Linked DNA regions of Homo sapiens: all the other regions are linked to region 3. A link is an interaction called in ENCODE POLR2A ChIA-PET data of the cell type or tissue named here. Cell type or tissue: MCF 10A. All regions are shown on one strand. Links, peaks and the distances in the headings refer to the core of each region. The heading gives the core; the rest is flanking DNA. Region 1 overlaps EML5 (EMAP like 5). Region 2 overlaps EML5 (EMAP like 5). Region 3 holds the start of TTC8 (tetratricopeptide repeat domain 8).

Region 1 (4,884 bases), core at 391-4,390, 130 kb before region 3:
TCCACACTTTCATAGTATTTGATAAGGATAACAGTATACACATTTGATAAAAACTGTGAATGTCACAGCTAAATGACAAGCTTAGGTAACACTGACTTAGATTAAAATGCTATGTGTTGCCTCTGCATTTTGTTAATTCTTACTGAGACAGCAAACAGCCTTACCTGAGAAATCAACGGCACTAACACCATACTGGTGGTGGCCCTTTAATATGGACAATGGTTTAATGGTCTCTGTATCCCATATATGAATTGAGGGATCTCTACCAACCTAAAATAGAATTATAGAAGCTATTAAATACAATTAAATTATTTATTTCCATATCTACTAAAAGGAAATAAAACAAGAGATTTTTACAGCTTGACTTATTTACCACAGAAATTTATTAAATAAAAATTTAAAGCAAACTATATAAGTGACTGATATTTTTTTCTTATGCTTGTTCAAAAGCTAATGAGGCTAGGCTCAGTGTTTCCAGGAATGATGTAACTAACACTATGTGACTTTTATCATATATTTCATCAATAAAGATGATAAATGCTTACTGAATATCTATTGTTTGTATGCTAGATACAACGAGCAATAAGACATTCAGGTAACTTTTGCAAACTCACTGGAAAAACAGGACATTATCAATGAAAGACAAACACCTCTTAATAGATGCTTAATGAACATGAAAAGGCTGTGCAGAATGAGTCCATAGAAGAGAAGGTACTGGAGGTGGGCCTTCAGAAAGCACAGAACTTGAATATAAAGAATTCTAGACTAAAATAATGGGGTAAACAAATATTCAGAGGGGGTTAAAGTACCAAGCATGTCTATAGACCTGAAAAGGCAAATCTACTGCAGCACTCTGTCACTTATTTTTTAACTTGGTTTATGATGTTCACTAATGCACAGGTAAACTATCAATTCTTAATTATTCCTCTAGACTCAAGTAATCACTTTCTTTAACCATAAGCATAAAGAGATATAATATCTTTGTATATAGAGACAACTCCTGAAATAATTAATAGAGCTGTCAATTATAGTTAATTTTGAGACTGATTTATTTATTTTTTATTTTTTTTGAGATGGAGTTTCACTCTTGTTGCCCAGGCTGGAGTGCAATGGCGCTATCTCGGCTCACCGCAACCTCCACCTCCTGGGTTCAGGTGATTCTCTTACCTCAGCCTCCCAAGTAGCTGGGATTACAGGCATGTGCCACCACACCCAGCTAATTTTTTGTATTTTTAGTAGACACAGGGTTTCTCCATGTTGGTCAGGCTGGTCTCAAACTCCCGACCTCAGGTGATCTGCCTGCCTCGGCCTCCCAAAGTGCTGGGATTACAGGTGTGAGCTACCGCACCTGGCCGAGATTGATTTTATAAAAAGATATAACAAATAACACTGCAATCAGCCAATATTTCACTAAGTTATTCAGCCAAACATTACCAGTAACTTTTTAGAAAATTTTTAACATTTTTTGTGGGTACACAGTAGTACCAGTAACTTTTAAGTTTTCTTTTTATATAAAAACTTCTACAGAATTTGATGCTTTTGATGATTTTACTGTACTACTCTCTTCTGGTTCTCCAGTTTCCTTTTTTTTTTTTTTTTTTGAGACAAGGTTTCACTCCTGTTGCCCTGCTGAAGTGAAATGGCATGATGTTGGCTCACTGCGACCTCCGCCTCCCAGGCTCAAGTGATCCTCCTTGTCTCAACTTCCCAAGTAGCTGGGACTACAGGCATGCACCACCATGCCCGGCTAATTTTTGTATTTTTTGTAAAGATGGGGTTTCACTACGTGTCCAGGCTGGTCTTGAACTCCTGGGCTCAAGTGATCTGCCGCCTCAGTTTTCGAAAGTGCTAGGATTACAGGCATGAGCCACGGCGCCCAGCTTCCTTGACTCCTACTACTGAGTTTCCTTCTCAATTTCCTCACCTGTTACTTAAATACAAACCTCTCCCAAGGTGGTCTTTAATTCTCCAGTCTTCTCATTCTTCATTTTTGCCCTGAGGTATCTCACTTCTATAGTTTCAGTGGTTAAATCAATAAATACCTCCCAAGTCCTTCTCTCGAGCAGTTACTTTTCCTCTGAATCCAAGACTTACATTTTCAATTGTCTACTGGACATCTCACCTGGAAATTATGATGATGACTAACACTCACTGAGAAGTAATTTATGTGCCAGAAACTGTTCTAAGCACCTTACGAACATTGACTCATGTACCAATCACAACAACTCTACGAGATGGGAACAGATAACATCCTTATTTTAAAGGATGAAGAAACGAAGGTAAAGAGAGGTTAGGTAATTTGCCAGTAGCGAATAAGTGGAAAGGCTTGGATTTCAATATCACATTCCATGAGGTATAGACAGTATTTAGTATAATATTGAGTACTATTAAAGTACACTTAGGGCATCTCACTCAGGGATGAAGGGGAGAAGGGAGAGGTTGGGAGAGTTCTCAGATAGGCTTAGCCTAAGTCTTAAAAGGAGCAGAAATTAGATAAAGTTGGAAGGTTGAATAGAAGTGGAGGGGAAGAGTTTTCCAAGACGAAGGAACTAAGTAAAAGATGTGAAATAGCATTATACGTGTTGGACAAATTCTATCTATCTCAGAAGGCAAAAAAATAGTTTACAAAGAGGCAAATAGAAAGAGATAAAAAGGGGAGTTGGAGAGTCAGACTTGGTTAAATGCCTTGAATTGCATTGGGAGTCAACTTCCAACTCTGCATTAATGTTATGCCTTGAATTGCATTTAACCAAGTCTGACTCTCCAACCTCCCCTTTTTATCTCTTATCATTTATAGCTTGTGGCTATTTAGACAGCTGTTTAGACAGCCTACAGGCTATTAACACTAATAAATATGAAAGAATTTTAAGACTTTTAGAAAGATTACTAGTGAATGGGAAAAATGGATAGAGGAAAAAAGCAGAAGACCAATGGCTATAGTAATGTTTTAGAAATTGTGAAGCATTGATTGTCAGTAGAGATATGGAAAAATTAAAGATGAAAAGAATATTGAAGATAAAGAATAAATATATATTCAGGTGAAAGAATGGGTGCTACTTGAGGACTGACTAGCTTTAGGGGTGAAGAACAAGATTAACTTCCAGGCTTAGGCAACCAAGTTAATACACTGCTATGTTCTAAGAAGGAAACACGAAACGATGAACAGGTTTGGAAGGGAAGATTAATCCTATTTATCTCCATTTTAGATATGTTGAATCTGAGTTGCCCACAAGACATCTAAATCAGTGTATTTTTAGTGAATTATATCTATATATACACACACACATATATACACACACACATACATATACACACAGAATAATTTGTCCAATTCTTATACTACATTGTGAGCTCCCGATAGTGGCAGCCAGTCTGAGTTATCTCTGTGTTTCCCCACAACATTTAATGCTTTTGAATAGGAAGCACTCAACAAGTATTTGCTGAATTAAACAAAATTTCCAAATTATAGTACAATTAGTCATGTTATTCGACTTTCCAGGTAAGTTTCTTTCACATTCTTTCATTTCCACTTAAGATCACAGTTACTGACAAGAGGTTATTCTTTGTATTTAATTCTCCAAAAGACAAAACTCTCTAGATTTTTCATCTAAATTTCTTTTTTTTTAAATTGTTTTATTTGGGAAAAGTGCTTCTTACAAAAGGGAAGCTGCAAAATACAGAGACCTCTGCAACAATTATTTGTTTTTTTTTCTTAAAGTGAAAGAATGGGTGGGATCCAAGGAATCAAAACAGTAGATGGACAAACCAGGAGCATCCCTGAGTTATTTTCAGGAAACAAAGCATCAAAACACAAAGGAAAAATTTCCAATCAAGGAATTCTTCCAACGACTTAACTTTATCTAGTCTCAGGGATTCCCAAGCCCTCCCCTTCAGTGGAAAAGCATGACTTATTACTGCAAACCCATTACTCCACTACAACAAGCACCTTAGAACAGAGTTTTTAATCACATCTGTCTACCTGAAAACTCAGAGGTGGAATGAGGCAAATACCCACAAAAACAAACACAAAAACCTGACAACAAAATGTCCCAAATGAGGACAAACGTTTCTCAGAAAGTGCCTGTACCGGAAAGGTTAGATCGTAAACCATTAAATACAACTGTGCATCCAAGACCCAGTTTGTGTTAATATATAGGATAACCAGGTAGTTTTAACCTCTACCTACCCTCCTGATTAGTTCCTCAACTAATGTCCATAATGCATTCTAAGATTTGAACACTGTGAGTTACTCATAGTTCTTTAAATAAGCTGGGTTTTTTTTTGCCCTACTTTTACAGATGCTGTAATACACTTAGAATGCTTTCCCCCAACTTCCCCTCTGCCAGGTAAACAACTCAGCTCAAATGTCATCATCTCTATGAGGGTTTCTTCGATTCTACTGGGCAAAATTAATCATTAGTTCTTCATTACATTGCTACCAGGCTTTGTACATATTTCTACATTTAAAAACAGGGTGATTTTGCCTTCCAAGGGACATCTGGGTACTGTCTGGAGACATTTTAGGTTGCCACAACTCAGGGAAGTGGGTGTTCCTGGCTTCTAATGGGTTGAGACCAGGGATGCTGCTAAATATCCTACAATGCATAGGTCAGCCTCCCACAACAAATAATTACCTGCCCCGAAACATCAATAGTGCTAAGGTATTGTCATAAATATAGATCAGAGAAGCTTCTCTGCTCTATACTTAGGACACTGTATCACAACTCAGAATGTGAGTTTTCACCATGACAAGAAGTTGTCTTATTTATCTTTATATTCCTAGCACATTTCTTGGTACATAGAATGTGCTTGATGAATGTTTTTGAGTGAATGAAAGAAAGGAAGAAGGAGAGGGAAAGGAAGGAGAGAAAGAGCAAGTAAGGA
Region 2 (4,884 bases), core at 425-4,424, 140 kb before region 3:
TTTTAGCCGGGATGGTCTCGATCTCCTGACCTCGTGATCCGCCCGCCTCGGCCTCCCAAAGTGCTGGGATTACAGGCGTGAGCCACCGCGCCCGGCCTGTTTTATTATTTACATCTTTTCACTGATATTTAATTTTCAGTAATGAAATTTTAGCATACATTTTTATTTTTTCTTAGAAACTTAAGAATGGCCTAATGAAGAGTTTCAGAGAAAAATAATTGCCTTAGGCTCAACAAATATACCTTATATAAATAAAATTAAAAACAGACTGGGTTAAATTAATTACAGCTGGTTTTTCTTTTCATGGGTCCTTTATTTTCTGATAAGAAATTACTCAAAATATTGGCAATTATTCCATAGAAGAATATGTATATTTACTGACACCCAATCATTTCATTATAACCAAATTAAAATTTTTTCTGTATACATTAACAGAAAAAAACAAATTTTTTCTGTATACATTAATTTTTTCTGTATACGTTAAAATTTTTTTCTGTATACATTAAATTTTTTTTCTGTATACATTAACAAATATTTCCCTAATTTAACATTATTTTTCATCACTGTCAACTTTTGGCTCTTATATATTGAAATAATCAATTGTATGTAAAGAAAAAAAAACAAATTAGCATTTAAAATTACCTGAACCAGAAGTGTTATTGGGCCACTTTTATCCACTTCTAGTATTTCACCATTCTTTGTGCCAACTAAAATATGACCATGTCCTAATGATATGGCACGTATAGATGGATTATCTTCCAAGAGAAGACCTGAAATGTTAAATGAAGATGTTCTTTTAGACATACAGTTACTATAATACAACAGTGTATATATTGCCAATTAAGCTATTTTGACAGTGAAAATCACATTACAAGGTTTTCTCCTGTATTTTAAGTATTCTAATAAATGTACTATATTAACCTCAATCATTCAATTTAGTAATCTCTAAATAAGTACCACCTATGTCTTATAAGTCTATGATTCTATTCTCACATTCCCTCCTACCATTCCAACAGCTATTTGTTTACCTCTTCTTATATTAGCCCTTCCTTATCCATCTCCTGCCCCTCTTATTTACAATATTCTTATTAGTAATTTTAATTCAATTCAAGATATATAGTCAGCCCTCAGTATCCTTGGGGGATTGATTCCAGGACAACCACAGATACCAAAGTCTATGGATGCTCAAGTCCCTCATATAAAATGGTGTAGTATTTGCATATAACCCACATACATCATTCCATATATTTTTTTTTTCAGTAGGGTGGGGTTGTGCCATTTTGCCCAGACTGATCTCAAACTCCTGGGCTCAGGAGTTCCACCCACCTGGGCCTCCCAAAGTGTTGGGATTACAGATGTGGGCCACCACAGCCGGCCCCCATGTGCTTTAAATAACTTTTAGATTGCTTATATCTAGTAGAATGTAAATGCTATGTAAATAGCTGTTATACTGTATTTTTAATTTATATTATTTTTATTGTTCTATTGTTACTTTTTATTTTTCTCTAGCATATTTTCTATTTGCAGTTGGTTGAATCTGAGGATATGGAACCCACAGATACAGAGGGCCAACTATATTTATTTATGTCTACTTGTCCTAGGGAGGCTTCAGCAACATATTAGTAAAGATGATAGACTCAACTCATACCCTTACAGAGCATACAGTGAGGAAAACAGACCCTGTGTTAGGGGCATATTGAAATGGGAGCACAGAGCAGTGGAATCTAACTTTTTTGAGAGGAGATGAGGGTGGGGGAAATCATCCTAGAAAAAATCAGGTTTGATATTTGAAAAATAAGTATGTTGTCAAGTAACTGGAGGGGGCAGGAAGGAAGAGGAAGGACATGTTTTAGGAAAAAGTAAAAACAGGTAGAAAGGCCCAGAAGTCAGAGAGAGTGTGGTGCTATGCCTTAAAGGAAGAAATGCACTCAAAGACGAGTTAACGGGTGCAGCACACCAACATGGCACATGTATACATATGTAACAAACCTGCACATTGTGCACATGTACCCTAGAACTCAAGGTATAATAATAATAATAACAATAATAATAATAATAAAGAAAATGCACCCTCTGGGCCCACAGCCCGGAGGATGGTCGGCGGACAGGGAGTTGGGCCTGATGCTGCCCTTGCACCCTTCCTCCTCTTCAAAAAAAAAAAGGTAGGCCAAGCACAGTGGCTCATGCCTGTAATTTCAGTGCTTCGGGAGGCCAAGTTTAGAGGATCATTTGAGTTTGAGACCAGCCTGGACAACATAGAGGGACCCTGGCTGCACAAAAATTTGAAAATTTGCTGAGTATGGTGGCAGGCGCCTTTAGTCCCAACTACTCAGGAGGCTGAGGCAGGAGGACCACTTGAGTCTAGGGGTTCAAGGTTTCAGTGAGTTATGATTGCACCACTGCACTCCAGCCTGGGCAGCACAGCAGGACCCTGTCTCTTAAATAAATCAACAAACAAATGGCAAAGGGAAAAAAGGCCTGTGAGGCTACAGAAACAGGGTCAACAAAATGCCAAGGTGAAACAAAATATCAAAGTTGCACACAAGTTCCTGACTGGTGATAAATGTGATGTTCACATGGAAATTTTCTTTGGAAAATTAATGTTAAAATTAGGATTCATAATCTTGTATTTCACTAATATTTTACCATGTGTATCATAGAAAATAGACTTTTGAAAAGATGGCAATGATTCTGGTATCCAGTTAAGTGATTTCTTCCACTTAATTCTGATGCCCAACAAGACGGAAAAATACATGCCATGTGTTCCACCTCAGTGATCACACACATTAATGAGCAATTAATCTTTTTTTCCTATACAAAAACCCCACTAAGTCTCAAATCACCTTTAGATCCTGGGGCCAATGCAGCTCTTTTTATAGCATAGGTCTTGAGACATCTTTCAAAAGAGTCATCCCAAAGAGCTACTATACCATCTTTTCCTCCAGTTACAAACCCCTATGGAAAAAAAAAGGTTCAAGTTAATAAAGATCTAAATATTTTTTAAAATAGTAACCTTTTTCCTTATATTGAAAACTTCTAGAAAAAAGAACATAGTCAAAAGTTACAGCTTGTAAAGAACAGGAATTAGCTTAAGAATCCATTGTGTTTTTAAACCGTCTACATGGAATCTGCAACAATATTTACAGTGACCCTAAACATTTTACTTTTAGATAGGGCTTTAGAAACACAGTTTCTAAAATCTGTAACTATAAGTTAGATCACCACTCTCAGAAAGTTACATATATCCTCTTGGAGTCTACATAATAACCTCATCCTTAAAAAGAGAAAACAAAAATGGTAACTACCTGATGGATATGGTGATTATATATAAACAGCCGATTTTTGACACATAGTATGAGCTTAAGAACATGAAGTTAAACTTTAAAAAAAAACAAAAAAAACACAAAACAACAACAGCAGACCTGGCTGGCACCATGGCTCATGCCTGTAACACAATACTTTGACGGCTGAGGTGGGAGAATAGCTTAAGCCCAGGAGTTGGAGACTACCCTGGGCAACATAATCTCTACCAAAAAAATTTTTAAAAATTAGATGGGTGTGGGTGGCACTTGCCTGTAGTCACAGCTACTCAAGAGGCTGAGGCAGGAGGATTTCTTGAGCCCAGGAGCTGGAGGCTGCAGTGAGCTATGACCACACCACTGCGCTCCAGCTTGGGTGACAGAGTGAGACACTATCTCAAAACAAAACACTGCAGACCTATTTCATTCTGTGTTCGGGAGTTTGAAAAGAGAAACAAAGAAAGGTCAAGATGACCCTAGCCCACAGACTACTGCTGGATAGTCCAGGCAAGTAGAAAGGCAGTGTTCCTTTACTTCTTAAAATGCTCTACACTCCAGGACAAATTTTGTTTAATTTAAAATCTCTTTAGGTTACTTACTTTTTCCAATGCATGCATACTGAACACTGGCCCATCATGCGCTTTCACTGTTTTTACAAGAAAGATGTCTCTCCAGATACACACATCTCCTGTGGATGTTCCAGAAAAAGCCATCTCTTCAGTCCATCCATACACTGCACACATCATTGTGTCATTTTTCCCCAGTGTGCCTATGTAGCCTTTTCTTCCAATCAATCCTCCCCCTAGTTCACAAAAAATATTATGAAAGTACCACTTTCAAAATGTACTCAATTATAAAGAAGCAAAGTTTCTTTTCTACTGTTGTTGTTGTTGTTTGAATAGTAAGGCATGCAACAGTAAGGAGAATTGAAAACTACAGGTGTCTCAATCAGTGATGTGGGTAACACCTTGCATAACTGCATTTAGACCATAACTTTTTAGATAAACAAAGACCTGGACTAAGTCTGTTTTAATCAGCCCTTAGCACTTTTGATGATGTTTTTTAAAGTTTTTATTATGACATATTTAAGAATACAAAAAGGCATTTAAAAACCCCAATACAATGAATGCCTATATATCCGCTGACCTACAAAAAGATCCCAAAGTAACTGAAATGTCATGCCAACCTCATCTCCCTTCTTCACGCTTTAGTATTGTGAATGTGATACTGATTATTCTCATGCATTCCTTTACATATAAATATTTGTGAATTTTTAAGCAATCTCATTTTTCATGTTTTAAATTTTTCTATAAATATCATCCTGTATGTATTCTTTGCAACTTGCTTTATTCACCAATGATTTGTTATAGAGTTTTTTACATGTTAGAAAACTCACTTTCATAACCACATAGCATTCCATTATATAACTATACCATGGCTTATCCATTTTCCTATTAATGGAGATTTAAGTTACTTCCAAGTTTTTGCTATTAAAAGCAATGCTGCTTTAAACATTCTTGTAAAGGCCTCTTCTATACAAGTGCAAGAGTTTCTCTAGGAATGCCTGGGAGTAGTAATAGGGTAA
Region 3 (4,743 bases), core at 744-4,743:
TAAAATCAATGAACCATAAACATATTTACATGATATTAAAAATAACATATTTTTATATCCTTTTAAAGACACATTTTATGCTACATTTGGACATGTTTAACATCCTGTAATTTACTAAATATCCTACAATTTTCCTCATTCATTTGACTTTTGTGAGAGGAAAAAAACAGCCTTCTGAAAGAAGTTAACACACATTATATGCTACTAAAATATTTTAATGCCTCATTTGTTCCACATTTATTTATATGTTTATTGGCATGTTTATTTCCCCACTTATGTAAATAGTGTTTCTCTGTAGGAAGTTGGCAATAATCTCAATAGATACATGACTAGAACTCAATGTAGTGGGTGATTAATCCTGGCTACCCATCAGAATCACCTGAGACACTTAAAAAAACAAAACCGATGCCCCAGTCCTACCTCAAACAATTTAAGTCAATATTTCTAGGGCTGGAATTGGGACATCTCTATTTTTAAGAACTTCTCAGATATTCTACAAAATACTTGACCAGCACTTTTCAACACTGTCAAGGTCATCATAAACAAGGAATGTCTAAAAAACTGCCACAGTGTCAGAGGAGGTGAAGGAGACATGATAACCGAATGTTATGTGGTACCCTAAGTGAGATCCTGGAATAGAGAAATAACATTAAGGGAAAACTACTGAAATCCAAATAAACTGTGGAGTTTATTTAATAGTAATGTACCATTGTTGATTCCTTAGTTGTAACAAATGTATCATCTTACACTAAAACAAATGTCAACATCTCACACAATAGAGAAACTGGGTATATGGGAACTGTCTACTATTTTTGTGACTTTTCTGTAAATCGAAAACTATTCTTTAAAAAAGTTTATTTAGAACATCTGACTATATGCTAGAGAGTAAAAGATAAGGATCTATGAACTGAGATCTAGCATCATTTGTGAAACTGACCCTTTTAAAGGGTTTCTCTGTGCTTCACTTTCTCTAGTAGGGTTGAAAATCACTTACATAGTAATCTGCTTACAGTGTACCAGAAAACAAAAAGACGCTGTGAAATATTGAGCCCAATTGTCAATTGTCGGCATGTGCGTTCTTAAAAATTTGACACTCAGAAACCATGGGCTGCTTCATTAGGACCTTTAGGGAGATTACATTTCTACCGGCAGTTCCAGGAGAACACAAATAGACTAATGACAATACACTTAACTGTAACAATGACAATCCTGATAATTACTGACTTCCAAAATACAACAATTCAAGAAAGACTGCTTAGTAGAGAATAAAAGGTAACAATAAATTTCTTAGTTTAGAAGCATAAGTTTCATTTTAATACCTATGAAAAATATAAATATGTGGATTAAATAGAATGTCTAATGTTTTCTCAGACCCCAGTGGTTTGAGAAAAGCCTACCTGGATTTAGCCGGTCACACCTCTCTTTTCATAACCATTGCAATTTTAAGCATATTTGTCATCTGTGCAAATTTCTAGAGAAAAGTCAGAATTGTGTTTGAAGAAATCACTCTGCACAAGTAAACCCTTGCCAAACAGCAAGTGCCAGGAGACGATGTTTCACAAAGCTTTTAAAAATTATTATTATTATTATTATTATTATTATTTTGCACACATTATCTAGTTTGGTAAAACTGTCACCAATTTACAATCCGGAATCACCATGTGAGTCGAATTAACAAATGTATTAGCAACTTGTAGTCAACCAGATTGCAGTTCCAGCTCCCTAACTCAATGCAATTTTAATAATTTCTCTTCTCTGAGTCTATCTCAGTTTCTCATCTGTAAAATGAGTAAAAGCAAACCACTTGCAGTTCAGATGTTGAGATTCGGTGGGAAGGACCTCGAGAAACAGCGGACAATTTCAGGATTTAGGACTTTAGGTCTTGATGGGTGGATGGTACTGTGGAAGCTGTTTACTTGTTTGTATTTCTAGAATCGGAAGGTAAAGCGAAAGGGATGGAAACGAGCGAATGGAAGAAGTAGGACAGACACCAGACAGAGATCAACTCCAGGGACTCTTCCGGACCTGCAGGGCAGGCAGAGCATTCGGTTGCTAGGCAGCTGCGCCTCCTGGGAGGGTGGGGGACCCCAGGGGCAGGTGTCTAACTCACTACCTTTTTGTTTAGCCGCGGTGCCTTCTTTTCAAAATCAATGAAACCTGTAGCCTTTAAAAGTAGACATCTTTTTCCAACCAAGTTTAGGCAAGCCCTGTAGCCGAGTTCTGCTTGCGGTTGTTTTTCTTTTTCCTGTTCTCAGGCGCGCTGCGGGCACCTCTCGGACAAGGCCCCAGCCGTCGCGGGTTGCCGGGCAGAGTCGGACGCCGCCAGCTCTTCACTCCACGCCCACCTCTCTCCTGGAGCGCTGGGCCTTCGCTGGCCGCACCGGCAGCCATGAGCTCGGAGATGGAGCCGCTGCTCCTGGCCTGGAGCTATTTTAGGCGCAGGAAGTTCCAGCTCTGCGCCGATCTATGCACGCAGATGCTGGAGAAGTCCCCTTATGACCAGGTACCGGCCAGCTCCCGTCAGCCTGTGCATCCTGACGCTGAGGCTGCGGGGTCTGGGGCATATCCCAGCCCCGGGTTGGGAGGCCGGGGAGGAAGGCCCGAGGCGGGGCTGACCGTTCGGCCCTCGGAGGCGCCCGGAGCGAGACCTTGTGGAGCTGTGACTAGCGGGTCCGCTGTCCGCCACGTCCACGGGGATAGCAAGTTCTGTGCCATGACCGCCCCCTCCTCACAATTTTCAGCCTCCCCTCCCCTATACGTGTCCCAGAATGAGAGCCCTGAACTTTACTTGACGAGGAACTTTGATAATTCGTTTATACTTGCATATTGATGGGCTTTAAGCTCTCAGCGTGTGCGTTGTTAATTTCTAAAAAATATGCATAAACAAAGATCTGTGACTCTCCACCTCCTGTTAACATAGCTGCCTTCTTCCTTTTGGATCGAACATGTGATCCTCCCACCTCATCTTTAGACTGTTGTCCAAGAGTGAAGGAGGCCATGAGTTTAGCTTGAGGCAAATATGCAAATTAGAAGAATGAGAATCTAGGAGGGAGAAAGATACATTCATTATTTAAAAAATTACCTAGGCAAGGGAAGCTCTAATTGTAGGAGGGAGAAATGGGAAAGAAAGGCTCCTTACAAGAAGGAATGATGGCATTGATGAAAAGAGAACTTAAACTAGAGTAATGTGTATAGCGAGTGGAAAAGGTAGTATACAATGTACGTGAGCGGTACAATTCTGGTGGGCAGGTGGCTCCTGGAATAGGCAAAAAAGGAGAAAATGGGAGAACAGAAGTAGCGCTGCGGCAGTTTGTCAGTGCTTTTAGTAAGTGCGGAATATACCTACGTAGTTCTAGTTCCCTAGCTTTTCCTCTAGTGGTGTTGCCTTGGAGATGTTAGAAAAAATGGAAAATTGAAGGGAGTTACAAAAGCGGAGGCCTGAGTGTGAATGCTGTTACTAGGCTCTGCCTTAGCTCCCAGCAAATGGATGATGGATGATAACCTGCTGAGATGAACATTTTGTCTTTCAGATAGTACATCTCTCTTAGAACAGCCTACGTTAGTGGTAATACAAAGCTAGGTTCTGTTGTTAGTTCACATTAATTAATAGGACTATATTTCTGTAGACAAGCATTTTTCCAAGGTTTTTTTAAATTTTTTTTATTTTTTTTTATTTTTTTTTGAGACGGAGTCTCGCTCTGTCGCCCAGGCTGGAGTGCAGTGGCACGGCGCGATCTCGGCTGTCTGCAACCTCCGCCTCCCAGGTTCAAGCGATTCTCCTGCCTCAGACTACCGAGTAGCTGGGACTACAGTTACGTGCCACCAAGCCTGGCTAATTTTTTTGTATTTTTAGTAGAGACGGGATTTCACCGTGTTAGCCAGGGTGGTCTCGAACTCCTGACCTCGTGATCCGTCTGCCTCGGCCTCCCAAAGTGTTGGGATTACAGGCATGAGCCACCGCGCCCAGCCCCCAAATGTGTTTTTGGCATAGTAATCTTATAGATATTGCTTAAAAAAATACACAATCAAATATGTTTGGGACTTGTGACAAAATATTGACCCTTTACGTTGGTACAACAGAAGCTTGTTAAGAACCTTTGATGTGGCCGGGCACGGTGGCTTATGCCTGTAAACCCAGCGCTTTGGGAGGCCGAGGCGGGCGGATCACGAGGTCAGGAGATTGAGACCATCCTGGCTAACACGGTGAAACCCCCTCTCTACTAAAAATAGAAAAAATTAGCCGGGCGTGTTGGCGGGCGCCTGTAGTCCCAGTTACTCGGGAGGCCGAGGTAGGAGAATGGCGTGAACCCGGAAGGCGGAGCTTGCAGTGAGCGGAGATCGCACCACTGCACTCCACACTCCACAGCCTGGGCGACAGAGAGACTCTGTCTCAAAAAAAGAACCTTTGATGTGCCAGACATTGTTCTAGGCACAATGGTTTGCAGGAACTTTATGTGCCATTTTAATTTTTCCATTGAGTTACGGTAGTTTTCATTCTGTGTTCCACGAAACAGTAGTCCCAAGAGCTGTTCAGTGAGAACAAGTTCCCTCATTAAGTACATTTGGGAAATGTATGTTCCTTCTTGGAGATTCAGGATGCACCCTAAAGGCTCTGAGTAGTTTTGAAGAAAAGGAAACTAATTTTGCCTATTTTTGATTAATCCAAATAATTAAATAGTTCTGAAACTTATTTGACCACCGGATTCCTTTTTTTTTTTGACCCAGGGAAAGGGTCAGATATCT

Evidence for each region. ChIA-PET counts read pairs that join two places held together with the same protein. Peaks named below come from ENCODE experiments on the same cell type or tissue, not always from the same donor. Only the 100,000 strongest peaks of a DNase experiment are listed, where the experiment ranks them.
Region 1: POLR2A ChIA-PET joins it to region 3 with 9 read pairs; 2 of 35 experiments call an interaction of 5 or more read pairs at or near these places.
Region 2: POLR2A ChIA-PET joins it to region 3 with 6 read pairs; 5 of 35 experiments call an interaction of 5 or more read pairs at or near these places.

What each region holds. Positions count from the first base shown.
Region 1 is chr14:88,696,683-88,701,566 of GRCh38, forward strand. EML5 (EMAP like 5) reads right to left here. Exons shown (of 44, transcript NM_183387.3): 15 at 165-270. Among named protein-coding and RNA genes, the nearest start is that of EML5, 94 kb to the right of the region's middle. In MCF 10A, for the core only: no CTCF peak of the experiment used is centred there; a DNase peak (open chromatin) is centred at 2,169.
Region 2 is chr14:88,684,373-88,689,256 of GRCh38, forward strand. It overlaps EML5 (EMAP like 5), which reads right to left. Exons shown (of 44, transcript NM_183387.3): 18 at 3,899-4,101; 19 at 2,844-2,955; 20 at 643-770. Among named protein-coding and RNA genes, the nearest start is that of EML5, 110 kb to the right of the region's middle. In MCF 10A, for the core only: no CTCF peak of the experiment used is centred there; no DNase peak of the experiment used is centred there.
Region 3 is chr14:88,822,319-88,827,061 of GRCh38, forward strand. It overlaps TTC8 (tetratricopeptide repeat domain 8), which reads left to right and starts at 2,333. Exons shown (of 15, transcript NM_144596.4): 1 at 2,333-2,503. The coding sequence starts at 2,390. RefSeq lists an enhancer at 1,985-2,344. In MCF 10A, for the core only: no CTCF peak of the experiment used is centred there; DNase peaks (open chromatin) are centred at 2,073 and 2,333.